Regions from separate parts of the Mus musculus genome. Here regions 1, 2, 3, 5, 6 and 7 are each linked to region 4. Evidence: chromatin loops called from intact Hi-C (ENCODE). Cell type or tissue: heart. All regions are shown on one strand. Links, peaks and the distances in the headings refer to the core of each region. The heading gives the core; the rest is flanking DNA. Region 1 overlaps Atp2b3 (ATPase, Ca++ transporting, plasma membrane 3). Region 2 has its middle 10 kb from the start of Gm52443. Region 3 overlaps Atp2b3 (ATPase, Ca++ transporting, plasma membrane 3). Region 4 holds the start of Gm52444 (a long non-coding RNA gene). Region 5 has its middle 11 kb from the start of Pnma3. Region 6 overlaps Zfp185 (zinc finger protein 185). Region 7 overlaps Haus7 (HAUS augmin-like complex, subunit 7).

Region 1 (4,485 bases), core at 312-4,311, 83 kb before region 4:
CACCAAGTAAACATAGTTAACTTTTCAAACCAGCTCTCTGCTGCAACTGCACAACCTACCCTTGTAACATGACAGCAGCCACAGACAGTACACAGATGACTGGGCATGGCAGCTTGCCAATAAACTTTATTTACAAAACCAGAAGAGGTCCAGGGTTCATTCACCTTTTGGCCAGAGTTTATAAATACATTACTGAAACCATGAAAACCAAACCCTAGCTCCTTGAAATAACTTAGAAGTGATAAAGTGGCCACTGCCTCACACAGGGAGGAACTAACTGGACCCAGTTGTCCTCCTGGAGAATTGGTAGTCCTTCTACACTACCAGAAGGCCGTCATGGCTAGCTTTGTGTTTCTAGGGACAGTTGATATGGGCAGCTGTGCTGGTACTGGCCTGTGTAAAATCTAGCAGAAGCCTATTCATTGACCTCTGGTTTTAAAAGCACAAAGGAATCCAGCATGTGGGGCCAGGGAGAGATCAGAGAGGCAGCTTCTCTGTGGCTTGAAAAGATGAGACTGGAGTGTGTGAGTGAACATGGGAAATCCAGAGGAGGGACAGGCTGATTCTCAGGCAAGTTCTAAAGGCACTGCCCTGCAGGAGGTGCAGGTGGCTGAAGGGAATGTGAGTTTGGCTCAGGGCACATGACCATAGTGGTGGGAAGGTCCAAGTATTATGGGAAGCACTTCCTTGGAAAATATAATACTGATGTGAATTGAAAACAAGAGTGGGGTAGATAAGGAACATGTGGACAAGCTGTCTGAATAGAAGCTCAAAGAAGAGGAAGAGGGTAGAGGTGCTTTGGAGGAGAGCAGACAGAAGGCTAGATTGCAAAGGGCTGCTGAGGCCACCAAGTATCTAATGAGACCAAATCAGACACATGTAGCTGTGATACAGAGCTGGCAGAAGACTATGAAGATAACTGGTAGACCAAGACAGCTGAGTAAGAATAGGCTTGGTACACGCAAACCCGTGTGGCCATTTTCAGTCTTGGCCTCCAGGTTAGGGCCAGTGGGCTCTTAGACCCAGAGCTCTGAAAAAGAGACAGTGTTATAATACCTACATAGCTTTCTAGCACTATACAGAGTTGTGGGCAGAGAGGAAGAATAAGAGGGACAGGACAGAGCTGGGACATTCCAAGACAAAGAAGCAGTACAGGAAGTGATTTCAGAGCCTCTGGTAAAGTAAAAGAATGCCAGGCAGGAACAGTGTTAGGGAGGCTTGAGACGTTTTCAGAAATGGGAATGTGTATGTATGTATATGTATATGTATATGTATATGTATATGTATATGTATATGTATATGTATATGTATGGATATGGATATGTACCACAAGTGTGTGGTATGCCCCTGAAAGAAAGACTAAGATGTAGGTGCAGAAATGGCCACCAGAACATTCTTTGGAGAATCTCAGTATATTTATCTTTTACCAAATTGCAATTCATATAGAGGAAATACCTCAGGTGCCACGTAAGCCAGTCCTGTTCTCAGAGCAAGAACCAGGAAGGGAACAGGCATAAGCCCATTGTTCCAGGATAGCTACCCAAATCAGGGATGTTTTCAACATGAAAGCCCAGACCTGTAAACTCTTAGCACAGTCCATCAAAGCCATCTCACTCCCTACAAGTCCCCCAGCGTGTAAATATTCATCAGGCAGTGTGCCAGCCGCTGATGTGGGCACAACTTTCCAGCACCAGCTAGCCATTGACTGTCTCCTCTCCTTTCTTCTCCCTCCCTTCTCCTCTCCCTTTTCCTCTTCCCTTCCCCCATGTGGGCTCTGCTCTGTCCCTCCCCCTCCACTTCAGATCCGGGTGGTGAAAGCATTCCGTAGCTCGCTTTATGAAGGCCTGGAGAAACCAGAATCCAAGAGTTGCATCCATAACTTCATGGCAACACCCGAGTTTTTGATCAATGACTACACCCACAATATCCCGCTCATCGATGACACAGATGTGGATGAGAACGAAGAGCGCCTGAGGGCCCCACCTCCCCCACCCCCTAACCAGAACAACAACGCCATAGACAGCGGCATCTACCTGACCACGCATGCCACCAAGTCAGCTACCTCTTCAGCATTCTCTTCCAGGCCCGGGAGCCCACTCCACAGCATGGAGACATCCCTCTAACCGAAACTTTTCTCAGCACATGTACACACACACACACACACACACACACACACACACACACACACAATCACACACGCAGTCACACATGCACCCAGAGGGGAACCTGTACACCTGCCAAAGAGGGAAATGACTAACATGGCTAAAGACTTTACTTATGTGGTATTTTCAGGAAGCCAATTGAATTCAATAAGGACACAGTCTACTAGGCTTCTTACTAAGTTCCCATGAGGTGGGGGAAGGAGAAAGAAGGAAAGGGGAGGGAGGGAGGGAGGGAGGTTCTTCGCCCAATGTGAAGGAAAAAGGGAGCATGAGACAAGATGCGCTTCCCACCATTTTTCTACTGATGCTTCTGTTTTTAATGAACACTAGTTCTACCATGTGTTCACCATTTGGGCTGTGCAATGCGGTAGGGGCTACCAGAGCCTATTTGGAGCTTTGCTATACCCATATCAAAAGAAAAAGAAAAAAAGTATACCAAAACCAAGAAGGAGTTCATTGCGCAGATCGGCCACCAGAGGGAGCCACCTGTAAAGGTACCTTCTACTGCAAAGCACACAAGACCCATCTGCAGACCGCATGTGTGCGTGTGTCTATATGTATGTGTCTATATGCATATACATATATGTGACAAAATCCATATTTAAAGAATAAGGAACTATTTATTGGCATGATATTTCTATTCTTCTCACCAGGCATTTCCCTTTTGAGGTTTCATTTTTGAATGTAGCAAGGCTCTTTTCAGGGAACAAGACTGCAAGAACATCCTCTTGGTACTGTACTTCCCTCCTCAGCCCCTGACCCGAGGATCTCCATACCTGACCCTGCCGAGATTCCAGAAGAGGCAGTCTGGGGAGTGTTGTGTAAAGCCTTGCACTTAGAACCTTTGCGCTTTGAGACCTCTACCCGTAGAGGAGAAGGACTTTTCAACGGCATTTTTATTTAAAAGGAAAATACCAAAGTATTGATGACAGTGGTCCCCTCCAGTGTGCAGCAAGGCAAGTTTTGATTTTGGCTTCCTTCCACTTCATTTCCAACACCTTCATTTTTGGCTGGCAGCTTTCTGTTTTCATACTCCAAGTTTAAAAACATGATGAACCCTAGGAAGAGCTGTGATGGAGCAGAGACAGATGCTAGGAAAGGACGGTCCAGGTTTATTCCTCTGCACTTGTACTGTGTGCTTTGGCAAAGGGCAGCAAGTCCTCACTGGATGTCCTCATTGTCTGCGAAGGCGTGGGTGTGTCTGCGAGGGCGTGTCTGCAAGGTCGTGGGTGTGTCACCCACCAAAGCATGCTTCCAGCCCAGGTCTTCTTGCCCGCAGGACAAATCCAACCCAGAAGGCATAACTATAGAAACAGAACATTGCCATTGTTCTTTTCTGGCCTCTTCTGGGCCTGTGAGGACTGAGCACGGGGTCAGTCAGCCGGCCTTGGGTCCACCTAGACAGGTAAGACTAGAAAAGCCAGGTCTGGGAATCCTGAGATATTGTCTTCCAGGAGCCTGTCCCAGCAGTGTGGGCACCCATTGTGCCAAGCCTGCTTTCCTAGAAAGAGTGATAGCCTGAGAGAAGGCAGAGGAAAGAGGTCTAATGTCTGCTGCCCCTCCAGGGAAGCCCAGGCTGATGACTCCTTCCTAGTGGAAAGCTGACTCTCCTCTATGCTCCTAGGTCCTGAATCTGGACACCCACTGTAACGGAGGTGAAATAGGTAGCATCCTGCCCTTGAGGTTTCTTCACCTTCTGAACTTATGGATGTCACACTTTTCAGGAAGATGTCTAGAATATCACACTACTCTTAAATATGCCTGTCACTTGAGCTCAAGGTTTGTCTGCCAGGAGACAGGTGTGAATTGAGAGAGAGACAGGAGCTGTGTTTGTCCCACTCCCCCCCCCCCCACTCACACACACCACTAAAAGTTTGTCTCAGCTTTCTGGCATCCACAGAAAGTCAAATGGAAACTTGCTATGTTCCCACTGGTCACACCAATGCCATGTCACCCCTAAGCAGGAGTAGTCACATCTCGGGAAAAAGAATTTTGGTTACCAGAAAACTCCACTTTAAAATGCCAGCTACAGATCACATAAAGCCATCCCTTTTTTCTAAAGGGCATATTGAGAATGTTTCCCATTTGTAAATTGTTCCCTGATGTCCTTGTTTAAACCACCACAGCAAAAGGGCAACTTGGTTTGCTGAGGGTCTTTGTGTTCTTCAATAAGTAATCAAAATGTGGAGTATTGTGACTGAAGCAGGTCAGCTGTGTCCAGCTATGCTCATGGGCTTCTTGTCATCCTCTGTTGTAGACATACACATAGAGCAAATGGCCACTATGTATTAAAAAGCCAACCCCTGATGATGCTGTGTAAAGT
Region 2 (4,485 bases), core at 299-4,298, 61 kb before region 4:
AGTTTTAAATTTTTAATCAATTCTTTCTGAATTTCACATCATGTACCCCTATCCCATTCATCTCCTGTCCCTTTATTTTCATCCTTCATCCTTGCAATCTCACCCACAAAAAAATTAAATTAAAAAATTTTTAAATCTCATGGAGGAAGCTGTAGTGTGTCACTGTGTGTCACACAGTATCCCCTTTTGTCCACATATCTCCACTTGCAATGAGGAATTGGTCCGGTTTGAGGCCTCTGGCTTTTGCTACACTATCAATACTGGAACCTCACTGGGACTCCTTTCAGACATCCTGTTGTTGTCCTATGTCATGGAGATCCTGCAGTTTTGGATCTGTAGGACCAGCCCTTTCACATGCTGCAGCAGTTCATAGATGGGGTAGATGGTGGGGTAGACCAACTCAAAGTTTTGGATCTGGACCTGGGTAGTAGCTGAGTTGGAACACTTACTCTGTAGACCAGGCTGGCCTTGAACTCAGAAATCTGCCTGCCTCTGCCTCTGCCTCCCAAGTGCTGGGATTAAAGGCATGCGCCACCACTGCCCAGTCCTCTCCTACTTTCAATACCTTGGAGCAAGTTCTTCCACCTGCTGCAGGCAGCAAGGGGGTGGGAGGGCATCTCTCGATTGCCCATGCCCTCACTTGGCAGACTAGTGTCACAGCCAGTTCCTCCCAAGCTCATGCCCTCAGGCTCACTCATCAGTGCACCACAGTGCTGTGATGCTGCCTCCCCCCCCCCCCCAGCACCCACACACCCCACCCTCCTCCATCACACTAAGGCCAGCTCTACTCTGCTGCCCCGGCATGGAGCAGGGAGTGCTGCAGCCAGTGTGGGGTAGAAACAGCTCTACAAGCCTTTGAACATCAAAATGATCCCAGGCAGCACGGCCTTTACTGGTAACATAAGCCATGGACATCAATACAGGCCCCTGCTGCTACATAGCCACTGACCCAGACATGGTCCTCAGTGACAATATGGAACAGAACTTCACCATGGCCTCAGGTGGAGGGGCAGGCCACTCACACCAGGCTGTTCCTCGTCACCCTTTGGGCTCCTATTCTGCCTCTCTTCATGGTGCTACAAACCATTTGGTTCTCTTTCTCTCCCAGCTCTCTATTACACACTTGCATAGTGACTCTGGCAGCAGTGGACGGGTTATTATCTTGTCTTTGTCTTTCAAAGCAGGGTTTCTCTGTGTAGCCCTCACTGTCCTGGAACTTAGTTTGTAATCAGGCATGCACCACCACACACAGCCATGGATTCATTTTTTTAAAGGAAGAGTTCAGTGGGGACCCCTATGGCAGTTCTAGCCTTAGAAGGAAGTTATTTTGAATGAGGACCAGACACAAACTTCAGCAGCACTATGTGAAGTCCCAGGACAATAATCTCTGGAACCTGATTTGTACATTGTTCTGTAAAATATCAGTACTAGTCAGGCATGGTGGTACACATCTTTAATCCCAGCACTAGGGAGGCAAAGAGGCCAGTCTAGACTACATAGTGAGTTCTAGAACATCCAGGACTAACTGTGTCAAAACAAGAACAACAAAAAGATATCACTACTGGGAGAAACTGGCCAAAGGGTACATAGCTGCCTGCACTATCTTCATATCATTCTATGTCGTATAATTTAAAAACAAAAAGTTAACCAAAAATATGTTGGACGAACCATGTTACATCTGGGGGAGGCCCAAAGAGCTCATGCAGGTAGGTGTTGGCACACAGCCATAGGATCAGGATTTCCACTTTCTTGGTACACAGTGCTCCCTGACCTATAGCAAACAACCCAGGAGATCACTTCCCCTCCTCACGGCAACTGAGTGAGCTAAGGAGACAGTGCCTGAGACAGGCTGCAGGAAAGAGAACTTTGACATGTATTTTGAAGAGAAGTTAGTGTTTCCCCTGGGGTTATCACCATCCTTGGGGTCTAGTAGCCATGATTTCCACCCAGCAGATGAGTTCTCCTTTCTTTCATCCTCCTTCACTACGTCTTGTCCTCTTTCAACCCCCTAACCCTACTGATTAAGGGCATCAAGCTCCTTGGGGAAAATTTGAGCTTCATCATCAGGATATCTCATTTCTTCTTTGTGCACAACTACTTAATAGCAACCACCAGCAATCAACAACAACCCGCCCTCCCTCTCTGGGCCCTGGCATTTACATACCCTTGGAAAAGTCCCCAGAGTTTCAAATGGCACACATTTTTCAGAAACTCTCTGCAGGTGGCAAAACTACACCCCTGCCAGAGCACAAGGCAAATCACAGTCAGCTGCTGTGGACAGTCTGAAGCATCTCTTTATCCCACACCTGGGGTTAAACAAAAGCACATTCCCATAATATTTCTATATTTTTTAAAGAAAACAAAATTCGAGCCGGGCGTGGTGGCGCACGCCTTTAATCACAACACTCGGGAGGCAGAGGCAGGCGGATTTCTGAGTTGGAGGCCAGCCTGGTCTACAGAGTGAGTTCCAGGACAGCCAGGGCTACACAGAGAAACCCTGTCTCGAAAAGCCAAAAAAAAAAAAAAAAGAAAAAGAAAAAGAAAGAAAGAAAGAAAGAAAGGAAGAAAGAAAGAAAGAAAGAAAGAAACCAAAATTCTCACTATGCAAGTTGTGGCTTCTCCTTCCACCCAACATCAAGAAGATGAAGATCCTAGTCTGGTTCTCCATATGATTTATTTTCAAAGACCCCCTAGGGAATTCCAGTGAGCTCTAGCTGCTGGGGTAGTTTGTTCCCCTATCTCTGGCCTGTATGTTAGTTTCATCCTGTCACTAGGGGGCAGAGTTGTCTAGACCCAAAGTCACCCAGCTGCGTGTGCACACGTGTGGTGGGGCACCCTAGGCACAGGCGGTTAGAGTGTTGACTCATAGGAATGCTCTCTTCCTCTACCCCCAACGCCTCAGGAAATCACAAGCAGCACCTGGCCTGAAAGCGCTAAAAGGGTCCTCGTGCTGGAAATAGAAGAGAAACCTGTTCAGAAGAGTTCAGGTAGTGAGGAATGTCCCCAGTGACCCCTAATACATTTCCCCTTGACTGTCTGAAAAGGGGATCAGATTGTCCTCTGGAGATATGTATGAACTCAGAAATGGCCTTGGAGGTTGGAGGCAGTACTTCAGTGCTCTTTGGAGAAAAAGGAAAGCATGCCACTTGTCTCCCTACTCAGGCCCAATACTCTCAGTGCCATCTCTCCAAAATTGAAATGCATCGCAAAGTACACAAGTAGTGAATAAATGGGCTCAGGTCCCAGAAATTGGCTGCCCTTTCTAAGGGGTAATGGGAATATCCTCTCTGCCTCCTGTTGCCATGGTTTCCTCTCAGCCATCAGGCAGCCTGTTGTGTGGAAGTGATGGCCCTGGGTGCAGCTGAGAGCTACCAAAAAGAGACCGGGGGTAGCAAATGGTCTTAGATCCAACCAAGATTCAGAGAGGAAATGGGAGCCCACACATACTCTTGAGCTCATAGATCAAAGGAAGAGAGGCAGGCTAAAGCCAACAAATGCAGAAACAGAACATGCTGTTGGTTTGACCATTGAACATGTTTTTCAGAACTCTGGGACCCATCTTCTCTTCTGGCCAGAGAAGCCTAGCAGAAGGCTGTCTTCCAGAAAAGTCCCAAGCTAGCTGAATACGATATATTCAGAAGAGCTAGAAATTTGCAAATAGGTCTGAGCTTAGCCTGCTGCAGCTTCCCTGTTGGACCCAGAGCAGCAGGCCCTCCCCCTGACACCCTCCTAGGAAAGCAAAGCAAGGTGTTGCCATCTAAAGGACTTCTCAACCCAGTGCTTTCTGTCCACTCTTATCTGTTCCCACCCCACCTCCTAGCCTCCCCTTGCTCATTGGAAATGTCTCCTAGAGTCAGAAGGCCACAAGTCAATACAGCTATTTTGAAAGAAGAGGGCCAGCTATCCTTTCAAGGAGGGGGGTGGGCCGCTCTGGGATCTGTCCTGCCTGGAACTGAGGAGAGTGAAGAGAGACCCCCCACGGTGGAAGCTAGGCTCCAGGCTGGCCACCAGAGCTCAGGAGTGAAGGGGGGAGTTACACCTGGGCCCGCAGCCCTCCAGCACTTCCGGACGTTCTGCCGGCCATTCCAGACCTTTCCTGTTGGTGCAGTTCACCGGAGTTTGTTTATGCCGCTCACTGTGTATTCTGCACCTCCCCCCACTCCCGCCCATTAACTTTTCTGGTCTTTTTCAGTGTTAAAATTCAGCCCAGACTCAAATCCCCTGTAAGCCTTCCCCCTCCCCACATCCTCGGAGCTGGAAAGGACTGGAATGGAGAGGGAGGTGGCCTGACCTCCCATCTCTGCTCCTCCCCACCCCCTCCTTAGCTGGGGAAGGCAAGGCTCTTTTTAAGCCAAAGTTGAGGGTTGAGGTGAGGAGTGGTATCTTTGTCTGCCCCCTCCTTTGGAACCCTTCTTTAGGTCTCACCAGTGCCTGTAGCCCAGTGCCCTCTCCAAACAAGGATTCGTACCCCTCCCCGGCCCCTCT
Region 3 (4,485 bases), core at 206-4,205, 110 kb before region 4:
GGGCAGGAACCAAGCACCTTGATCCTCTGAGACATTTCCTCAGTCCCCATTTGGTTTGCTTTTTGAAGCCGACTCTCCACTATGTAGCTCAGGCTAGCTTGGAACTCCCAGGTTCTCCTGCCTTAGCTTCTTTTTTAAAAAATATTATTTATTTAATATATATGAATACATTGTAGCTGTCTTCAGAAACACCAGAAGAGGACATCAGACCCCATTACAGATGGTTGTGAGCCACCATGTGGTTGCTGGGAATTGAACTCAGGACCTCTGGAAGAGCAGTCAGTGCTCTTAACCACTGAGCCAGCTCTACAGCCCCTGCGTTAGCTTCTTAAGTGCAGGAACAACAGCCATGTGCAACCATAAAGTGGGGTTTCTTTCACATACATTCCATTCCTTGGACCTAAAGAGACTGTAGGAAAGCTACAGTAAGCCTCAGGCTGCCATCTCTTGCCTGGGTCCCTTAGCCTGAGTGTTCACAGGTTGCTGTAACAAATGGCCATAAACCTGATGGCTTAAGATAATGTAAATCTTAGATGGATGAGACAACTGAATTGGTAGTGTTTTTGCCCAGAAGCCATGTAAAAATCTTGTAATTCCAACCCTGGTAAACCAGAGCAGAGATAGGTCGTTCCTTGAGGCTCTCTGCCCAGCTAGCCTACCCTACTTGGCAAGCTCTAGGTCAGGGAGAGACTGTCTCAGAAACAAAACAAACAAATAACAACTAAGAACAATAATCTAGTTCATTCTGGCTTTTACACAAATACACACACACACACACCATAAATTTATTACCTCAAATTCCTGGTGGCCAGAAACCTAAAGTCAAGGTGTGGTCTAAGTTGTGTGCTCTCTCTTAGGGTGGGAAGAGGGGATCTTTGTTTGCCTCTCCCAAGTTCTGCTGCTAGTATGCAGCTGCATCCCCCCAGTTTCTCAACTGTGATCACATGGTCTTCTCCCCTGTCTGCGCACCTCTGCATCCTGTTTTTTGTATGTGTGTTTGTTGGTTGGTTGGTTTTTTAATAATATCATTGGCTAAGGTCCCATCCTAATCCAGTATGACTGGCACTGTTTCCTTTTGTTCACTCCCTGCCCCTACCTACCCCACTACCCCTGCCCTGCCCCAGGTGTACAAACATCTTAAACAGCAATGGTGAACTCCGAGGATTTCGTCCTCGGGACCGGGATGATATGGTGAAGAAGATCATTGAGCCTATGGCTTGTGATGGCCTCCGCACCATCTGCATTGCCTACAGGGACTTCTCTGCTATCCAGGAGCCTGATTGGGACAATGAGAATGAGGTGGTTGGTGACCTTACCTGCATAGCTGTTGTGGGCATCGAGGACCCTGTGCGACCTGAGGTAGCTGCCCTCTTTCTGGAAGCTGCTGTAGTAACTATTCCCCAGGTTCAAGGTTGTCCAGTAGGTAGCAGGGTAGCTTTTTCCACACTGGATCTGCACACCGTAGGCTTGGAACACAAACACACATGGCAAGAGCCTCTTTCTCCCACCTTCCTAGATCTTACACCTCTTTCTGTCCTATTTATAGATAAAGCAGCATGGAAAACAGAGACTTGGAGTCTCTCAAGGCCATGGGCGCTTCCTTAGTGCTTTTGATCCCCTTGCCAAGCTCTCTTGTCCTTGACCTATGGGAATTCTGTGGAACCTATGGAAGTTTGCAGCTGTGATAGAGGCAAAATGGGGGGGGGGGGGAGTAGATCTCAAGGATCATGTGGCTGAAGCAAACACAAAATCAAAAGGGATGTCTGTGGTGGCCTTGACATTGGGAAGTCCCTAAAGCCTTTGACTTGAGCACTTTTTGTGTGATGGTTATATTTGTTGGTCTTTAAAGATGGGAGATCCTCAAGAAAATAGTGTGAAAGGGCCCTCTATCTTCCCAGCCCTGTCTGTTGGTATCCACCTCATGTTAGACTACTTGATCCTGCCCTTTAGCCTGAGCTTTGGCTCTGACAGGGGATGAGAAAGAAGCTGTGCATAAAGGATCACAAAGCAAAGACACTCAGTTCTAAAACAAATACTCCCTGAATGTAAAGAGTAGACATGGGTCACTCTCAGCAGAACACCCCTGTACTCAGTTGGGGATGGACTGGGCTGGCAGCAGAGTGAGCCCTGGAGCCAGCTGTGCAGTGATATTTTTGAAGATTTTCACCTCAGAAAATGTGAAACACAGATACATGTTGAGAAAGATATAACGAGGACCCAACCTCAGTGAGTACCTTGGGGAGTTCAGGGTAGAAACTCAGGACACGAAGAGCCTATTTCAGCGGTCCAAGGGAAAAGGTCAGTTCCTCTGTGGCTTAACGTGCTTGAGAGGGAGTTCCGCCATAAAGTTACTGGGGAGACCTGACATCAAGTCCTGATTCTGAGGCAAGCACAAGGGAAACCTCCATGGGTCTTAGTCAAATTTGCTGGGCTCTGGAAAGTACAGGATAGCCACCAGAGGGAGACAGAGAACTATGTCCACAGAAAGTCCAGCAGATGGACTGGAGTGGACCTGGGAACTTCTACAGGCCTCTACTCCCTGCTGTGATATGGGGGGCTTGATAAGATAGGGAATGGGTCACAATAGACAAGGAGGGAACAGGCTGCTCTACAAAGGAGGGTATCCTTTGGAGGAAGTGTTCCTACCACCTGGCTAGGGGACTAAGAGCTTAGAGACTGCATATGTGGGTAGGCCTTGGAGTAGTGGCTGCACCTGGATTCTGGGGTGAACCTTTGCCAAGCTCCTAGCTCTTAGGCTCATTATGGTCACTTGGCAGCAGCAGAGAAGAAGGCTTCCAGCCACTTTGGGAAATGAAGCTGAAGAGCTGCCTCATTCTCCTGATTGACAGGAAGTTCTCTTTACTGAAGGTCTTATGCAGCACCTTAAGACCTTAAGAGAACAGGATGTGTTCTTGAGATTTAGTATAAGGAGACACCACACACACACACACACACACACACACACACACACACACACACACACGGGGGTGGGGGTGGGGAGGGTGAACTATCACAGCTAGACTTTGCTCAAGGCCTGTCCTTCCCTATCACTTGACAGTTCTGCCTTTGATTATTGGATCACTGTCAAAGCCTTAAGTAGAGACTCCTCTGCTCTTGCTCACCACCCTCTATTTGCTTACTGGCTATCCCCAAACTGCTCTGTCCATCTGTGCCCACCCTACCTTCTCTAGTCTCCATAGGCCAGGGGAATAGGCTAGATCTAGATACCTCCTACATTCTTTCCTCCTCAGGTTCGAAGGGAACTCACTAAAGAATTCACAGACCTAGGCCTTGCCTCATTCAATTCTTCAAACTCTGAACTGGCCCTCCTCCCCACCTATGCTATTCCATCTTGCCTGTTTTGTCCCTTCTGCATCCCCAGGGCCTGAAGAGCCACACATATCATGTTTGGAAACTGCCCTTTCCATCTGTCCACTACTGGAATGATGTTAAAACCCCTAGGCTGGTCTCATGGCTTCCCACCCTGTTGGCTTGTTTTGTGCTTTGTGCTTGGAAGTTCTCTTTCTTTCTCCTTAGTTCTAGAATGCTATACTATTTGAAAAAGAAATGCATGCATTGTAACCCCAAGTAATGTTCCACATCCTCTAGTGAATAGATTGTGTAAAATCTACAGCTGAGACAAAGATTAATTCCTGAGGAAAATAGTTGAGTTCTATATCAAAAAAAAAAAACAAAAACAAAAACAAACTAGACAAGAGAGGGAAACATTCATAGCTAGGTCTATATATCTGCTCATTTCTGTGGCCAGGCACAGTGAAGGAGATGGCAGGAGACAGTTGGCTAGTGGGCTGGGGAGAGTACCTGCCCACTGTAGACCATCCTCGGAACTCCTTCACACCACACTCCACGAACCCTGAACTGGAACCATAGGGTTCACTGTACTGATAGATTTGCTGGGACTTGGGATCCTGAAGATCTGTTCCAAACACAAAATATGGGATTGTCTTGCCAGCCCCACCCATCACTCTTATATCTCCCAGGTCCCTGAAGCCATTCGAAAATGCCAGCGTGCTGGCATCACAGTCCGTATGGTGACTGGAGACAACATCAACACTGCCCGGGCTATTGCAGCTAAGTGTGGCATCATCCAGCCAGGAGAGGACTTCCTGTGCCTGGAGGGGAAGGAATTCAACAGAAGAATTCGAAATGAGAAAGGCGAGGTAGCTCCCTGCATCTCTGTCCTGAGCTTCTGCTTTCCCCATCCCTCTGCTAGCTTCCTAGTCATCCCAGCCACAGTGCCTGTCTGCAGTCTAGACTCTGATGTCTCTCTTATTTCCTCCAGATTGAACAGGAGCGGCTGGACAAAGTGTGGCCCAAGCTGCGGGTGCTTGCCCGGTCATCTCCCACTGATAAACATACTCTGGTTAAAGGTAACCAACTTTGTTCACCCTCTTCAACATGTGGCTATATCTGGCATCCCTGCATGTTGTCACTTGCTCTTAGGTTCTTGATTGGAAGAGCTTA
Region 4 (4,485 bases), core at 292-4,291:
CCCTTGAATGACGGGGGAGGCATGAGTGCTAATGAGTATGGGGTTTCCTTTTGTAGTAATTAGACAGTAGTGATTGTTGTGAAACTCATTGAACTGTACATGATATTGGGGCTGAGAGTGAAGCAATATCTTATGCATCCCAGGATAAGTTCTGGGATTATAGGCCTATGCCACCAAATTTTACATTTTAAATGGTCAATTTTGTACTGTGTGACTGAAGTCTATCTCAATAAAATGTAAGTTTTATTTCCAGAGTCTCAATGTATAGATCTGGTTGGCTCTCAGCTTTTTTGTAAAGATGTATTCAGTTTATGTATGAGTAGTTTGCACTCATTTATGTATGTGCACCACATACATGCCTAGGGCTCTAGGATGCCAGAAGAAGGAGTGTTAGATCCCCTGGAACTGGAGCTATTGATGGTTGTGGATCAGCTGTGGGTGCGAGAAATTGAGCCTGTATCCTCTGCTAGGGCAGCCAGTTCTCTTAACTGCTAAGCAATTTCTTCAGCCCCATAACAAATTTTAATCTTGGAAAAGGATTTTTTTTAACTAGTAGGAAAACATTAACAAAGCGTAGTAGTTGCTATATTAATATTGACAAAGTGGATTTTAAGACAAAGTTAATCCTAGTACTACATTTTTAATAAAGCATTGGACCAACCTGAAATGCAGAACTGAAAAGTACATAAAGCAGCATGCCAAAAAAAATTGTAAGAACAGTCTGGGAAGATGGCTCAGTGGTTAACAGCACTGACTGCTACTGCTCTTCCGGAGGACCCGGGATTAATTCTCAGTGCCCAAATGATGGCTAATAACCATCTATAATTCTAGTTCATGGGATCTTTTACCCTCTCCTGGCCTCTGAGAGCACCAGGTATACACATGGTGTACATATATGCATGCTGGCAAACATTCATACACATAAATTAATATTTTTTAAATATTTATAAAAGTTCTGCAAGGAGAATCTAGCAAAACGCACTTGGGCTTCTGCTCAAAGGATCATTCAAGGTAAGTAAGATACAGCTCCCTAGACAAGGGGAACTGTCAAAATCTCCTTAGATAGTGAGGGAGGACACCTGAGGGTGAGGTTTTAGTACTGACCAGAATGGCCAGATAGCGCTGAACATATTGAAAAGTACTTTTTTTAAAAGTACTTTTGTTGGGCTGGCAACTTTGTGAAACTTGCTCAATTTGCTCAGTTTGTGAAAGCACTAGCCATCGAAGTCTGACAACCTGAGTCTGATCCCCATACCACACATAAAGTTCTCACCTGAGGTTAGGAATGGAGATAGGAGGCCTGGATAAAGCTAGGCTTGGGTAGAGAATGTGCTTGCAATACACTCTTTGGACATATATGCCTGGCAGGAAGGAACTTGTGGCTGTGTTGCCAACTCAGTCACTGTCTGTCCAAGGGACCTTCATTCTTAGCTCTTTCCTGGGTTCTTGGCTACATTCTTGACTCACCCATGATCCACTCCTGTCAGCCCACCTTAACTGAATCCCACTTCAGGTAACCCTGTATCATGTGCCTTGTTCCTCTCGTATGAACCCAGAAGTGCCTATCTCCCAGTCACCATTCCTATTCCACTTCTGGGCCACTCTTCACCTTAAACTCTAGAGGGATGTTATAAGGTCCAGATCTTATCACTACCTCTACCACAATCAGACGATTTCCCAGGTTTCATTTAAGGGACATTAAATGAAGTCACAGAAGATGGTGACAGTTACACAAAATCATTTAACGTCAAAACTGAAATCTAGACTTCTCCTTGGAAACACTGATAAGAGGGGGCTAGAGAGAACTCTCCTTTTCTTCAGTTACCCAATCCTTATGTCCCAAGCAAGGCCTCTTCCTCACCCAGAGGCAGGCAGGATGATTGAGGGTGAGAGAATGATTTTTACATTCTCACTCTGCCACGAGTTGAGCGTCTCTGAAAGCCCTGCCACTCACATTTGTAGAAGTCCTGTTTGGTCAACATCTGGTGAGGCAATGTTCTCTTGTGACACACACAAGAGGTACTCCCTGAGTCCCTGCCTGTCCCCGAAAGACTGGACTCTGCTCCTGATTTACAGCACCTGACTTTTTTTAAAAAATGAATTTGCCTTTATTTTACGCGCATTGGTGTTTTGCCCGCATGGATGTCTATGTGAGAGTATCAGATCTTGGAGTTACAGACCGTTGTGAGCTGCCATGTGAGTGCTGGAATTTGAACCTTGGTCCTCTGGAAGAGCAGTGAGTACCCTTAACACTGAGCAATCTCTTCAGCCTCGTCACCTGACTTTTACAGCCAGCTCTCTCCCCAAACTGAGCGAGAATGTTGCTTTTGGAGAACACGTCAGTGGCACCTTTGCCCGCAGGCTGTCCCTCTCCAGGTTTTGGTGTGGCTCCCTCCTCTGTTGACCAGCAATACAATGCTGTCTCAGTACCCTGCCTTCCAGTAACACGCAGAGGAGACAGTCAGTCTCTCTGCTAGGTGATCCAAAGCCCTACTCTCTCAAACTGCCCTCTTACAATGGGAAGATCTGGGAAGGATAGAAGACACACTACCTCTGTATGACGCAGGGTTGTCCCTGGCACTTCACTCCAAAATACTCAGGATGGACCTCTCTCCCCAGCTAAAACTTATCTAGGGTAAGATTTGGGGGCCCAGTGGGCAAGGAATGGATTTGAGCCGCCGCCTCAGGTACTGAAGGATTAAGAAGTGACTCACAGATGCCTAAACATGTGTCTGTGGCATCACCTGCTGGCGGTGAGGCCGTACTGCACCCTGTGTCAAGGCCGATCTGTGTCAAGGGCTCAGAAGTGACCTGGCCCTATGCTTAGTCTGAAGGAGCTGGTGATTTAGACTGAGTGATGAGTCTTTCTGGAAAGCTGGCTCTGATGCTCATATTTAAGGCTACCAGAGAATCTAGGAGAATTATTTCCTGTTCATATTGTCCCCATAAAACTACCCACATCGGGCTGGTGAGATGGCTCAGTGGGTAAGAGCACCCGACTGCTCTTCCAAAGGTCCGAAGTTCAAATCCCAGCAACCACATGGTGGCTCACAACCACCCGTAATGAGATCTGATGCCCTCTTCTGGAGTGTCTGAAGACAGCTACAGTGTACTTACATATAATAAATAAATAAATCTTAAAAAAAAAAAAAAAAAAACTACCCACATCAAGCCGGGCGTGGTGGCACACATCTTTAATCCCAGCACTTGGGAGGCAGAGGCAGGCGGATTTTTGAGTTCGAGGCCAGCCTGGTCTACAGAGTGAGTTCCAGGACAGCCAGGGCTATACAGAGAAACCCTGTCTCGAAAAAAAAAAAAAAAAAACCTACCCACATCACCCACTAAGAGCCTCCCCCTGCTGAGTAGAAGTTCAATCAGTACTGCTTCAACAAAATAAGAATGGATAGGTGTCCTATGTGACTGAAGGAAAAGATGACGTACATAGGGCATCCAAAAAGAGACTGGAAAAGGTGACAAAAGACAACGAGGTCCAAGAACAGGTCACTGAAGGTGAGTAAGTCAAGATGCTGAGCCCATTTTTTGGTACCAAGTGTCTAAGGTTTCCCTCCAGTGACCCTATAGGGTCAGGACACTGGGCAAACATGTCAGGATACATGGTCCAAAGCCTGAAGCACAGAATGGCCTGAGGTGACCATGAGGACAGAGGAGGAAGCTGTCCACTTGCTTCTAGACCACCTGGCTCCAATCCTGAAACCCAGAGTAGTCTCTGGCCCAGAAACCCAGGCCAGCACTCTCTTGGGTCTCAGTGCCTCCCTTTGAATCCAAAAATTTGACAAAATGACACTTCTCACACACACAGCCCAATCAGGCTCTGTCATCCACCTCACACACTAGAAGCTAGAGCAAGAGAGAAAGAGGAAGGAAAGCCTCCATTAAACTCTGGCTGAGACCTACCCCTGACTGAGCCCAGCAAGACAGGCTTCTGGAATTCTGGCCTACTGGTGGCAAATAGGGTCACTAGAAGTAGCAGTGGAGGAAAATATCCCGAACTCTGGTCACTTTCAAGACCTTTCCAGCCCAAGATGGGGACTCAGGAGCAGATTGCTGTTGCTGAATTATGCCTCCTGCCATTGCCCCCTGCTGGCAGCCCAGTAGACCTTGCTGGTGTCCATTTTCTCTCAGGCCCAGAGCAACCAGCCAGGCAGCCTCTTGCTGGCAGCACTCTGACAGTCAGAATCAGGAAGTACTTGAATAATCCAGAGTGCCTATGCCATGATCGAAGCGAGGAGAGGTACAAGAAGCAGAGCACAAGACCCAGTGCAGACCCACTGGCAGTGGACTTGCTTCCTTCATATCCTTCCTTGAGGTGACCCACAACCCCATGCTCATCCCACACCCAGTTCAGCACCAGAGCATGGTTCTGTTTGTCTTTATTGGTTAGGAAAAGGAGGAACTAAAGGGCCACAACACAAGCAGGACCACCCACAGTCAGCAAAGCACAGAACAGCCACACAATGCATGTGT
Region 5 (4,485 bases), core at 298-4,297, 600 kb before region 4:
GGGGGTGTTTGTTGAGACAGGGTTTATTTGTGTAGTCTTCCTTGACTGTCCTGGAATTCACTCCAGGCTGTAGACCAGGCTGTCCTGGAAGTCAGAGATCAGCATGCCTCTGCCTTCCAAGTGCTGGGATTAAAGGTGTGTGCCAACCCTGACTACCTTAGTTAAGGTTTTACTGCTGTGAACAGATACCATGAGCAAGGCAACTCTTATAAGGACAACAGTTAATTGGGGCTGGCTTACGAGTTCAGAGGTTCAGTCCATTATCAAGACAAGAACATGGCAGCATGCAGGTGCTGGAGAGATAGCTGAGAGTTCTATATCTGGATCCATAGGCAGCAGCAAGAGAATGAGACACTGGGTCTGGCTTGAGCACTTGAAATCCCAAAGCCCAGCCTCAGGTAATAAATACACTCTCTCCAGTAATGCCAACCCCAATGAGAGGCATTTTCATTCAGCACAACACATTCTATTCTCTGGCCCTATAGATTGGTAGCTGCCTTCTTAGTTCATTTCTTATGTAAAGCAAAACAAACAAACAAACAAACACACACAGGGTTTACTTGTTTCTAGAGCGGCTAGGTTTCCTGCTGAGAAAGACACAGGCCCAGTTTCCCTTGCTGGCAGACCTTATGCTGAAAGAGATCAACTCATAAAACAGCTTTCGAACTAACTTTTTACTTCTCCTTCATTTTAAAGGAAACTGCTTTGCAGTGACTGCTCTTAGTAGTCAACCACCTATGCCTTGTGGTAGATAATTGGACAGGGAAAAAACATGTTTAAAGTTTATGTAAGTTCTGAAAAAAATGCTGTAAGGTGTATAAATACAAGTTATATGGATCCGAGAATGTGAACACTTTCTAAGCTGTGTGGGTCTACTGAAAGACCCACAATCTGAGGACTCCCCCACGTTCTGACTCAGGAGATGTGACACCCCAAAATCACCCACAAGAAACGGTCTTGCTGCAAACTGCAAGAGGATTTTTATTCAAGAGCGCTCTCAGCCCCACAGTCATACACCACGCAGGGGTAGAGGACCGTGGCGCCCTGAGTAGCTGGGGTATTTAAAGGCAGAAACCACAACTCAAGGAAGTGGGGAGGGCGTTGTTGGAAAAAAATACCAAAGATACCAGTTAAGAGTCACAAGGAAGTGCAAAGTCACAAGTGTCACAAGGAATACCTGGTATTTGTTCAGGTTATCTCTCAAGACAGTTTCTAAGAGCCCCTAACAATAGCACATTCTTTGAATGAACACTCTTTGAACCCAGGAAGCAGGTGGGTGGAGGAATGTGGCTATCTGTTTTATGATTAGCATACCTTGGAGCACTGAGTCACAGAGGTCACATTCCCAAGCCTGGGCCTAAAGGCCTAGAATTTTGTTTTTACGTTTTACTTTTTCACTACAAAGTGTTTAAGATGTGTAAATGCAGGTTATAAAGTGAAAGGGGGTGACAAGGTATGTAAAAATGTTTCATATTTCTTTCCCTCTCTGTGCTATTGTTATACTGAGATTCCAAAAAGTCACAAGCTCGAGATTTTAAATTTTCTTTGGTTGTTTTCTAAGTATAGGTTTAAAAGTGCTGGCAGTGGTGGCGCACACCTTTAATCCTAGTACTTGGGAGGCAGAGGCAGGTGGATTTCTGAGTTCGAGGCCAGCCTTGTCTACAGAGTGAGTTCCAGGACAGGCAGGACTACACAGAGAAACCCTGTCTCGAAAAACAACAACAAAAGTGCTCCTCTTAAAATTCATGTGAAGCTCCTATCAGCTGGAAGTTGTAGAAAATGACTATGCTGCCCTTTACTATCAGATGCTAAGCACTAGGCACTGGTGGGCAATGGCAGCGTCTGCTTGCATCCTCTTTTTCATATACCACCTGTTTCATAAAAAATAAGATATCAAAGGGAAGTCAGAAGATATGCATATAAACCCCATCATCGACATTGTTTTCATAGCTTTCTAGTTTGTTTCTCTTTTTTTCTTTTTGCACTTTATAGTGTTTGTGTACATGATCTCATTGGAAATACACACTTTAAGATGTAAAAGGGGACGGGGATGGGGGGTGGGGGGAGTAGACCAGTTTTTTCAAATTCCGGAGACATAAGAAACAGAAACAGAACATATATATCTGTTTGTGTGTTCTGTGTGTTGACTCCATAGCAGACTAATCAAGCGTTTAAAGCCTAAATTTTAGTGATCTACAAGCCTGTGATGAGCGCAGGCGCATGAATATACCAGGGGCAGTCGCTAGCAGAGCCGGAGACTAAGTAAGAGTACGCTTGCGCAAGCAGCCATTTCCTGCAGCCTTGAGCTCAAGTCGCACTGACCCCAGGGAAAAGCGACAGTACAAACCGTGAAATGGCTGCTAATGAGACTGGCATCTGCCGAACCTTTCCTGAGGCAATGTCCGGGCTGACCGCTAGATGGTGGTAGATGACCACAAATGGTCCTGGCTGGCCCAGCGAGCTCCTGCTGCCCATCCCCCACTCCCATTTCTCCTATCTCAGGAGGTGGTTAGCTATGGTGGAGGACTCCAGGGTTTCTTCACATGGGCAGTCTGCTGAAGCAACTGCATTACTTGTCCTGATCTCAAAAAGACAGCCCTTCTTTTTTCCATCCCCCACTAATGAGTTCAGCTCAGCCACGCCCCAGCTCTGTTGTGGGAGTTCAGTTCCCTGTGCATTTAATAAGCAGGGGGTGGAGTGTGGTTGGGGGATTGGGAATGAGGTCAGGGTGTGTGTGTGTGTGTGTGTGTGGTGTGTGTGTGTGTGTGTGTGTGTGTGTGTGTGTGTGAGAGAGAGAGAGAGAGAGAGAGAGAGAGAGATTAGGCCTAGCTGTGGAGCCACATTTTGTCTAGTCCCAGTGGTCATGGAGCCTCTATTTGTTTAAATGTAAAAACAGAAGTGGAAGAGCAAATTTGTCAGAGCCAGGGCTTTTTTTTTCCTACCTGTTTTTTTTTCCTTTGACAGTTATATACCCAGGCAGTATATTGTAAACTGTTATAATATTCACTTCCCATTAGACTATGCTAGCCCTCCTTCCCTCTCTCTGAACTCCTTCCCACCTGGTCCTGACAGTTCCTCCACTCATTTTTTTAAAAACAATCTCTCTCTCTCTCTCCCCTCCCCCCTCTCTCTCTCACACACACACACACACTGCATTGCTATACACAACCTTCCATCACACTCTGCTATTACTCTTCCCTTCTCTCCAAACTCCTTCCTCCCATCAAGTCCCAGCAGTGGCTGCCCCTATTAGAGAAAAAAAAACTTCCTTCACTAACAACTATTGCCAATAGCTCCTGAGGAAATAATGAGGCCACATGGGCATCTCCCCTGTCCACGGTGGAAAGTTGGAAGGCCCAGTCATGTGCAGGTATCCATAGTCTAGCTTTTAAGTCCTTACCTGTCTTCTGTTATGTTCCTTAGGCCTGGAGAACAGATAAGAAGCTGAGCATGCTCCAGTCACTTACTCTCAGTACATTGGGCAGTTATGCATATCTGTATTAGCCATCATTCCCTACAAAAAGGAGGAAACACCCTCATTGCTCTCTATTGATCATATTACTGGATGGTGCTATGTGAGCTGCCAGTGGAGAAAAGGCACCAGGGAAGTTATCCAGTGGCAGATCATGTCTGCTAGAACCCTGACCAGTCAGACAAGATGTGACTCATGGTATGATAGTGAAACAGTTATTTGTGCATAATAAACCACTCTGTGATAGGATTTCAGGTTTATTCCATGGGTGTGTTGTGCAATGGAGATACACAATGTTTTGTGTGTCAACTTGACACAGCTGGAGTTATCACAGAGAAAGGAGCTTCAGTTGAGGAAATGCCTCCATGAGATCCAGCTGTAAGGCATTTTCTCAATTAGGGATCTAGCAGGGAGGTCCCCTTGTAGGTGGTGCCATCTCTGGGCTGGTAGTCTTGGTTCTCTAAGAGAGCAGGCTGAACAAGCCAGGTGAAGCAAGCCAGTAAGTAACATCCCTCCATGGCCTCTGCATCAGCTCCTGCTCCCTGCCCTGCTTGAGTTCCAGTCCTGACTTCCTTTGGTGATGAACAGCATTGTGGAAGTGTAAGCTGAATAAACCCTCTCCTCCCCAAATTGCTTCTTGGTCATGATGCTTTGTGCAAAAATACAAACCCTGACTAAGACACACACCTATAGCTTTTGCATAATCTGCTGCAACTGATCAATTGAAAACTCTGATCCTGTTATATCAAGTAAACTTGCCCCTTTATATCTTAGCCTCATCCACCATTGTCTCCTCCCCACAGGAAGCAGACAATGAGAAACTATGTCACACCCTTCATCTTAATCTCTCCTCGGTGTCTGGAATGAAGGGTAATAATCTGAAATCCCCAGATGGACTGAAAAGTCTAATATTCTGAGTTTAAGACAGATAAGAGGACTGCTGGGGCAGGTGAGGGAGCCATCTTGGGTCCTGGGTCCCTCAGAGACCAGTCTGCCTAGGTGAGAGTGTGGAC
Region 6 (4,485 bases), core at 183-4,182, 650 kb before region 4:
AGGTTCATTTTCTCACTAATCTACCTAGTTGCAGCGGGTGCCTGGAGACAGATAAAGTAGGCCCCACCTCGGTAATCTCTGTTTTGAAGAGGTCTGGGAAAGGCCATTAGGCCAGGGACTCGGTTCTTTGAGTTGCTACTAATGTAACTTTTTGCTATCTTTGCAGGCATCAGAAAGATCTTTCCCAAATAAACCACAATGTGTTTATCCCCCTCTTTCAACTTCTCAATGGCTCTCTACTTCCTTGAAATTAAGCCGAAACCCCTGTCTCTAGCTCCTATAGTTCTGCATGGCAGTGGGGACTCCCTATCCAGCCTTTTCTTTCTCCTGTACCACAGTGCTGCAAACTGTTTCAGAGTGCTATTGGCTATTGTAGAAGACATCTGATCTAGTCTGGCTCTGGTGGCTTTCTTTTGGACTGTTCATTGGCATCATCCTTCCATTTGTTTTACATGAAGCTAAACCTTAAACTCATTTGCAAAATAACATGAAGTATCTTTCTAGATTTGTAGGATTTAGTGCAGTCTGTTACAGTTATCTCACTTATACTAGTTTGAAGTTTGATTTTGTATGTATATGTGGGTGTACATGTGTATGCATGTCTGTGTGTATGTTCACATGGGTATGCTCCTGTGTGTGTGTGTGTGTGTGTTTATGTGTGTCTGTGTGTTTGTGTATGCGCATGTGTGTCAAGACCAGAGATCAACTTCTAGTGTCATTCCTTAGGCACCATACATCGTGTTTTGTGAGACAGGATCTCTTATCAGGACCTAGGATTTAACATGTTCCAAAGCATAGAGTAGTTGAAGACTAATGAGTGAGGAGACTGGATCAGGGCCGTGTTCCATATAATGAAATTTTATCAGGTTTTAATCCAAAGAAGAACGGCTGTGGTTTATAGACTTAAAGATGAATAGGTATTTGAATTTTAACACCACACTACAGTCACCTTTTACATTAAATCATATGCTGGGAGGTGGTGTGGAAAATGGATCTGTAAGCTACAGGCCTTGTTATGCACCTTTTTTTTTCTTTTAAATTTTACTAACGATTAGAACTGAGGAAAATAATAGCTGATGATAGCTACAGTATGTTGTTTTTATGTACTTTACAGTTGCCTCAATAACCCTGTGAGATGGGTAAATGGGGAAACAAACAGGTTAAGTGATTTATCCAAAACCATACCCGTGGTAGCTGAGAGCTAATGAACAGCCTCAAGGAGAAACCTTCTGAGAAACTTGAGCAAGCTAGTTGATGAAATGTGTTTGAAGGCTAATGTCTCCTTCCAGCTGGTGTACTTAATCTGGTGTTATTCCCCAAGCCAAGAAAGATTTCTGATTGTGCAATTTGATAGAGGAGAAAACTTGGGTCCACACATGTGATGAGCAAATAGGAATAAACTCTAAATCTGCCCTACTGCAGAGCTCAGGCCCAGATAGTAACATTGCTCTAATATTTACCCGTTTGAAAAATCAAAGCAAACATTTCTGATGACACTGTTTAATAACTGGCTATGTTTGGATTGTTTTTTTTCCCATTTAAATTAAAAAAATTATATGTATAAGTGTTTTGCCTGCACATGTATGTTTTTGCACACCACCCATTTGCCACGTCAGTGGTGGCCAGTAGAGAGAGGACAGTGGATCCTCGGAGACTAGAGTTAGAGATTGTTTCTAGCTGTATGTGGGTGCTTGTAATAAAACTTAAGATTTCTAAAGAGTACACACTGCTCTTAACTGCTGAACCATCTTTCTAGCCCTTCATCTGGGGAAATATTAATAACAAGAGTTCTTGAGATTTTTGTTTAATTTCCTGAAGGTATGTCTCCAGCGTTTTTCTTAAGCATTTCAATTTCCTCTCTTCTCCAGTATACACTGGAGATGGCAGCTCTCAATCAGAGGTTTGTCCTGCCCACCCCTACCCTCTTGCGTCATACAGTAGTAACCGAAGATTTTTTGGGTTGCCACAACCGAGGGTGGCTTCTAAAGGCTAAAAATCATGGATGCTGCTAAACGACCTATAGTGACAGGTGATATTAGTGCCTCATTCTCAACACACACAGTATTATTATCCAGACAAAAACGTTAATATTAATATTGACAAGCCTTGCTCTAGCAACTTATGTTCACTTGGGGGAACACACACACACTGAGGAGTGTGTCAGCATAGATCTAGTCAGACTGCCGCAGACAGGCACCACGAATACGGACGCATGCACCCGTGACTGCAGCAGATTTCTGTTGCGCAGGCAGATTTGGATCGCTCCTGCGGGGGGGGGGCGGGGAGGGAAGGGGGGAGGGGGCGCATGCGCATGAGTAAGCTAGCCAGCTCCAGGGTAAGAATACACCTACTCGCGCGGCCATTTCCTGCAGCCGCTAGCTCAGGCTGAGGTGCCCGCTATGAAAGGAGAGTACAAAATGGCTGCTCCAGAGACCAGCTTCTAAGGGGCTCCTCCTGAGGCAGTGCTAGCTCCAGCCACGAGATGGCGCTGGAGGATCACAAATGGTCCCTGTTGCGCCAGTGCACTCCCGTTACCCATCCCCCTACTAGTAATGTCAGAGGGCGGTTGACTACAGTAGCCTACTTAGGAGTGACCAAACCCAAGGATAGTCCCCTTTCCTTTGATAAACAGTGGTTGATGGGCTTGAGGACAGACCCAGGTGACAAAGTTAATGTAAATGTCAGAAGCCTTAGGAGCTTTACCCAGTGTTCATTTGATTGTGCAAAGTGGACTAAATGCAGGGATTCTTGAGCTTGAATTTAAGCCCAAGGTAACTTTATGGGACCCTTGGATCACTCAGCTCTTACATGAACAATAATGGAAATAGTTTCCACCATAGACAGTTCAAAGAGTTAAATGGGTTTACATATGTAAAGCATGCAGGACACTGAGGAGTGTGTACAAAATATTATCAAATGCTACATTTATTCTTTATTTTATTTTATTTTATTTTACTTTTAATTTATTTTTTACACTCCATGTTCCATTCCCTGCTCCCCCCATCCACCCTCCAACTGCTCCATATCCCATACCTCCTCCCCACCCCACTCTGTCTCCACGTGGATGTCTCTACCCCACCCCACCTGAGCTCTAAACTCCCTGGGGCCTCCAGTCTCTTGAGGGTTAGGTGCATCATCTCTGAATGAACACAGACCTGGAAGTTCTCTGCTGTATGTGTGTTGGGGGCCTCATATCAGCTGGTGTATGTTGCCTGTTTGGTGGTCCAGTGTCTGAGAGATCTTGGAGGTCCAGATTAATTGAGACTTGCTGGTCCTCCTACAGGATCGCTCTTCTCCTCAGCTTCTTTCAGCCTTCCCTAATTCAACAACAGGGGACAGCTGCTTCTGTCCATTGGTTGGGTGCAAATATCTGCATCTGACTCAGCTGCTTGTTGGGTCCTTCGGAGGGCAGTCATGATAGGTCCCTTTTTGTGAGTGCTCCATAGCCTCAGTAATCAAATGCTACCTTTATAAAACCTTCAAGATAGATAAAGTTCTGCCAATTTTTTTTTTTGTTGTTTATTCAGTCATTTGATAGCACACCGTCTTACCTTTTTCCTTCAAAGTTTTGGTATCACATGTTAAATCTAAGACTTAGATTGTTTTCTTCTTTGTTGTGTTGCAAGTGTGGATTTTTTCTAGTTTGTATTTGACACACGAAGGTGAGTGTTAGACATGTACTCAGTGCTGGCAACTGTGGTCAGGCAGCAGATTACATTGCGTAGAAAGTGGCATTGTCTTCTTGTGCAGTATGTAGTTAGGTCAAAAATTGGCAGTGGTTGCCTTAAGCTACCAGAGTCTGTGAAGGCTTCAGAGAATTCAACAGATATCACATCCTATGGGCCTCCTTCTCTCTCCCCACTCCAGTTTAGCAGTAGCTGAGGCCGAGTGGCAAGAAATTAAGATACTCCCTTCAGGATGTTATAGTGCACAGAAAGGCATCCTGTGAGGGTTTGACCAATATCTTTTTCATGACCTATAAAGGTTACAGCTGAAACTGCAGTTGCCCTGCTTCAAGGCCCAGGGTTTCCCCATATTGCCCTGCCTCCGAGCGGCTCTTTCTGAAGAACCTTGCCTCTGTTTACTCAGCACTACTTCCTGGCAGAGCTGGAACCAGCAGAGGAGTTTAGTATCCTCTTACCTGAGGCTGAAAACTTCAATTAGTTTTACAACCTAGTCCCTGAAAAGCATGGCCATCGCACATTCTTTTTGTTCTGCCAGCTTAGAGCCTCCCAGGGATGGTAGTCACTGATAATGGGTTTTTATTCTGTCCTTACCTCAGGAGTTCCCAGAGCACTGCAGGGAGGTTCTAAGATGATAAAATAAAGAGACAGGAGTAGTGATGAGAGATGAGTGCAACACCTTCTACTGTCTTTCCTGTGGCCCCCACCTTTGAGAGGACATTGCAGACAAACTGAGGAAGACATACCCTCCTCGATGGCCTCAGATGTAGCTCGAGCTGTTTATGTCAGTGCGGTAGCTTGT
Region 7 (4,000 bases), core at 1-4,000, 200 kb before region 4:
TCTCCTCTCTACTCTCCAGCAAAGGGCAAGACTAATAATCACACTCTGGAAAGGTCTAGAGATATGATAAGGTATAAGTCTTTGTGAACTCATTCTCCAGATATTTCTAGAGAGTGACTGTTGAGTGTCGTCCCTGCCTATACCTTACTACATCAACAAATCCAGTGGGTCCGGCTGAATCTAGCCACTACTCCAATTTCCCCACTACCACTGCCATTCGAGATATCTCCTTACATGCCTCGACACTGCTGTAACCTGCCAACAGGTCTCTCACAGTCCACTCCACACATTAGCCACAGCCATCACTGTCAGACTAAATAGAAATCCATGTCCCTCAGCTCCAAGCTCCCAATATACCCCCCTGTATGTGCTAAAGCCTCCTCTAGCCTACAAAGGCCATCAATCACATCTACCCACTCTGCTCTATTCATTTTCCTTGTTTCCAGTCTACTCTGCCCTAACCAGTCTGCTGACAGGTTTCTGAACGCATCAAGCACAGTACAAGGTCTCTTGTACTTGCTGTTCTCCTAGATGTTCTTTGTTGTTGGTTTTTTTTTTCACTTGGCTATAGTGTTTTTTGTTTGTTTAACTTTAATTCACTGTGTTAAATTCTGTTAACTTAAATTAAATGTTAAAAATTTTAAATGTATAGTGCAGTGATTGTTAGAATAGTCAGGGAGCCAGGAGGTCATTATCATAGTCAATTTTTAAAAATTTATTTATGTTATGTGTCTGTTTTCCTATATGGATATCAGTGTACCACATGAGTGAAGTACCCAAGGAGGCCAAAAAAAAGCCACTCTATCCCTTGGAACTGGAGTTATAAGTGGTTGTGAGCCACCATATAGGTGCTAGGAATCTGACCCACTCCTCTGGAAGAGTAGCAAGTTCTCTTAACCACTGAATCATCTTTCAAGTCTCCTAGCCACATTTTAGAAACATCTCTAACACCCCCAAAACAAACTCTAAACCCACTGACAGTCATACAGTCATTTCTTATTTACCTCTGCCTGAGCCCCTAGCAATCACTATACTCCTATCTTTCTTTATGGACTCACCTCTTCAGAACAGTCCACACACAAGGAATCTTACAATATGTGACAATTTATTATGACCTTATACTACATTTTAATATCTGCTTTTCACTTAGCATAACATCCTCAAACATCATCTATGTTGTCACATGTGGCAGCAACGTCTTCTTTCTTGAAAATTACCTCATCAGTTAATGGGTATCTATGAACATTCACAATGAATTCTGTACATCTGTATTAACTGTCTTCCACAGTAGCCGTATTATTTGTGTCCCTACTGGAATATATGAGGGTTCCTACGTCTCCCCATCCTTGTCATCCTGTGCTATTTTTCCTTCTAACTCTAGATATCATGGCATGAGTGGAACACGCCTATGCAGTTTAAATTTTCATTGGTCTTTTGATCAGTGATAAAAAGTGTCTTTCCAGGAACCTCTTGATAGTTTTTCCTTTCTGCCTTATAGTTACTTAATCCGTCGTGCAAGTGGGCTGTAGCTGGAGGATAGAAAAGGACAGCTCTGGGAAAGTGAAAAGCTTAGAGAATGGCAGAGAGGCTGGGCAGTGGTGGCGCACGCCTTTGATCCCAGCACTTGGGAGGCAGAGGCAGGCAGATTTCTGAGTTTGAGGCCAGCCTGGTCTACAAAGTGAGTTCCAGGACAGCCAGGGCTACACAGAGAAACCCTGTCTCGAAAAACCAAACCAGAGGAGGGGGGAGGAGAGAAAGAGAGAGAGAGAGAGAAAAAGAGAGAGAGAGGAGGAGAGGAGAGGAGAGGAGAGGAGAGGAGAGGAGAGGAGAGGAGAGGAGAGGAGAGGAGAGGAGAGGAGAGGAGAGGAGAGGAGAGGGAGAATGGCAGAGAGGAAAGAGATGAAGAAAATAACTCCAAAAATCAGTTTTGGAAGTCTGGACCAGCCCTGACTGTGCGTGCATATGACTGATTACTAAGCCAGGTGTGAAGCCAGGCTCAACCACTGGGTGGCGCATGCAGGATAGATGGGAAGAAGATGAGCTGACAGTGGAAGCTCAGGAGAGAGAGGAGGGGTGGTCCTGGCTGCATAAACTAAAGCAAACCTAGAGCTTGCTGGAATATATGGATCTTAACTTTCCATGAAATTTAACAAAATCCAAGTAACAGTCAACATGAGCAGGACAAAACCACAATCATCCAACATATGAAAAACCACAAAGACCTCAACTTGCACAAGAAAAGATGCTCATTAGATGCCAATACAGGGATTATAGAAAGGCAAATGAACTGACAGCTTCAAGTAATCATTAGAAAAGCGCTTGAAAGAGCAATTCTGAACAAGAAACAGAAAGCACAAAGTATCAGCAAAGAACCATGTAACAACTTCCAACCAGAAAACAAGAGAAGCATAGCCCATTGGATACACACTTGGGAGATAAAGTTATCCTAATCTATGTTGGCTTACTAAGGTAACAAACATTCCTACAGTGAGGGAGGCTGACATGGGGCCAGTGGCAGGAAGGAGATGGGAATTCTTTGTTCTTGCTGCTGACAAGCTCTGTGAACCAGCTCTGCTTAAAAGCAAACCCTATCTAGAGAGAGACTAAACAGCATAATGAAATACAACCCCACCAAAAATGGTTCATTCATTAGCTGTCCCAATTGTTTGTCTCCCTGAAAGATTTCTTGCAATGCTTAACCTGGGGATGCCTAGAGAAGCAGTCTTGCCAGCCACATGGGCTCTGGAGCTCCCATTCTCTCACCAGTCCAGGACAGAAAAAACAAAAACAAAAACAAAAAACCCAACATGTGCATCCTCTGCAGAGACAGAAGAGGTTCCTTTCTTACCATTAGAAGATCCTGGTCATCTGGTGCACAAAACATCAGCTCATGGCCTAGCTTCAACATCTCTGTTAGAACACAAAAACCTTATCACTGTAGACCCACCCAAACAGAGGAGGATACAAGACATCCCAGCACTTAGAACATATAGGATACTGAGGCTTTTTTCCCCATAGCAGGGGTGGGGGCACAAAAGACCAGATGAGCCAAATGTCTCTCATGCCCATTCTCCTGTCATGCCATCTTGAAGGTGAGTGAGTCTAGGCTATATTTTACAGATATGGAGTCTGAAGCCCCCTCGAGGAATAGGGAATACCTCGCCATATCTTCTGCAGTATCTAGCACATTTTTACATGGCCATCTAGTATATAAACAAAGGTTAGAGAGCTTTGGACCAGCATCAGTGTTAGAGCAGTACCTTCACCCCATCTCAGGCCAGGCTATGCCTCAGCAGGAGCAGAGCAGTACAAACCTATATAGGACATGCTGGAAAAGACCCACTGGAAGTAGTGTCAGACCATCTGTGTAACAATTCTGGGGCCCTGGGAATACTCTTCAGATGCCAATACGCCTCCAAGCCAGCCTGCTTCAATCACAGCACTTAAACCCTCTGATCCTTCTGATCTCCTCTCAACAAATCAAGTAGAGCACACCTTTTAACCTATTCATTCCCCAATATCTTGCCTCAGTTACTGTAAGAGCTGCTGCCTGGGTGTTCATATTTTCACTACAGTATCCATCCCCAGGGAGCCTGATGAACCTAATGGAGGGCAAAGCCTTCTTTGGAAGAAAAGCCAATAACCCTCTATGACCTATAAGGACCTATCCCTATCCCCCCCACTGATTTCCGATACCTCATTATCCTCTCTACCCAGCCATCTTTGTTCCTTACTCTTCCTCAAAGCTGCCAAGCATAGCCCACTTGAGTCCTTGTACATTGGCTGTTCCCTTGCAGAGCTCAGTTCTACCCTTCTTGCCATCTTCTGTCAATAAAATCACCTTTATTCCAACCCTCTGTATCACCTTTCCCTTAACTGGTAGCTTGCAGCCTTCCTTCTTCATCATCTCTGCTTCCCATCATCTAACATATAAGTTCCATGAGGGTGGCACGGTTCACTGCTGTACCCTAGCACATCAAACACTGCCTCACATGTCAAT

The links. A loop is a pair of places that touch in the nucleus more often than their neighbours do. Peaks named below come from ENCODE experiments on the same cell type or tissue, not always from the same donor. Only the 100,000 strongest peaks of a DNase experiment are listed, where the experiment ranks them.
Region 1: a loop joins it to region 4, with 9 times the contacts of the local background. A loop is called at or near these places in 29 of 42 quality-filtered maps.
Region 2: it touches region 4 in a loop (8-fold over the local background); 25 of 42 quality-filtered maps call a loop at or near these places.
Region 3: it touches region 4 in a loop (11-fold over the local background); 4 of 42 quality-filtered maps call a loop at or near these places.
Region 5: a loop joins it to region 4, with 5 times the contacts of the local background. A loop is called at or near these places in 14 of 42 quality-filtered maps.
Region 6: it touches region 4 in a loop (12-fold over the local background); 15 of 42 quality-filtered maps call a loop at or near these places.
Region 7: it touches region 4 in a loop (4-fold over the local background); 6 of 42 quality-filtered maps call a loop at or near these places.

Annotation. Positions count from the first base shown.
Region 1 is chrX:73,568,432-73,572,916 of GRCm38, forward strand. Atp2b3 (ATPase, Ca++ transporting, plasma membrane 3) reads left to right here. Exons shown (of 21, transcript NM_177236.4): 21 at 1,803-4,485. The coding sequence ends at 2,123. Among named protein-coding and RNA genes, the nearest start is that of Gm52443, 12 kb to the right of the region's middle. In heart, for the core only: a CTCF peak has its summit at 2,628 (motif pointing right); no DNase peak of the experiment used is centred there; H3K27me3 peaks cover 1,241 bases.
Region 2 is chrX:73,590,584-73,595,068 of GRCm38, forward strand. No RefSeq gene overlaps it. Among named protein-coding and RNA genes, the nearest start is that of Gm52443, 10 kb to the left of the region's middle. In heart, for the core only: a CTCF peak has its summit at 2,759 (motif pointing right); no DNase peak of the experiment used is centred there; H3K27me3 peaks cover 1,409 bases.
Region 3 is chrX:73,541,062-73,545,546 of GRCm38, forward strand. Atp2b3 (ATPase, Ca++ transporting, plasma membrane 3) reads left to right here. Exons shown (of 21, transcript NM_177236.4): 12 at 1,125-1,359; 13 at 4,002-4,181; 14 at 4,304-4,391. Among named protein-coding and RNA genes, the nearest start is that of Gm52443, 39 kb to the right of the region's middle. In heart, for the core only: a CTCF peak has its summit at 2,456 (motif pointing right); no DNase peak of the experiment used is centred there; H3K27me3 peaks cover 533 bases.
Region 4 is chrX:73,651,618-73,656,102 of GRCm38, forward strand. It overlaps Gm52444 (a long non-coding RNA gene), which reads right to left and starts at 3,027. Exons shown (of 2, transcript XR_003953110.1): 1 at 1-3,027. Pnck (pregnancy upregulated non-ubiquitously expressed CaM kinase) reads right to left here. Exons shown (of 12, transcript NM_001199352.1): 12 at 4,375-4,485. In heart, for the core only: CTCF peaks have their summits at 2,746 and 4,100 (motif pointing left); a DNase peak (open chromatin) is centred at 2,744; H3K27me3 peaks cover 1,500 bases.
Region 5 is chrX:73,051,682-73,056,166 of GRCm38, forward strand. No RefSeq gene overlaps it. Among named protein-coding and RNA genes, the nearest start is that of Pnma3, 11 kb to the right of the region's middle. In heart, for the core only: a CTCF peak has its summit at 2,418 (motif pointing right); a DNase peak (open chromatin) is centred at 2,380; H3K4me3 peaks cover 308 bases.
Region 6 is chrX:73,005,850-73,010,334 of GRCm38, forward strand. All of the region lies in intron 12 of Zfp185 (zinc finger protein 185), which reads left to right. Among named protein-coding and RNA genes, the nearest start is that of Mir2137, 16 kb to the left of the region's middle. In heart, for the core only: a CTCF peak has its summit at 2,475 (motif pointing right); a DNase peak (open chromatin) is centred at 2,452; H3K4me3 peaks cover 715 bases; H3K27ac peaks cover 581 bases.
Region 7 is chrX:73,450,151-73,454,150 of GRCm38, forward strand. Haus7 (HAUS augmin-like complex, subunit 7) reads right to left here. Exons shown (of 10, transcript NM_028633.3): 4 at 2,849-2,910. Among named protein-coding and RNA genes, the nearest start is that of Haus7, 6.9 kb to the right of the region's middle. In heart, for the core only: a CTCF peak has its summit at 2,014; no DNase peak of the experiment used is centred there.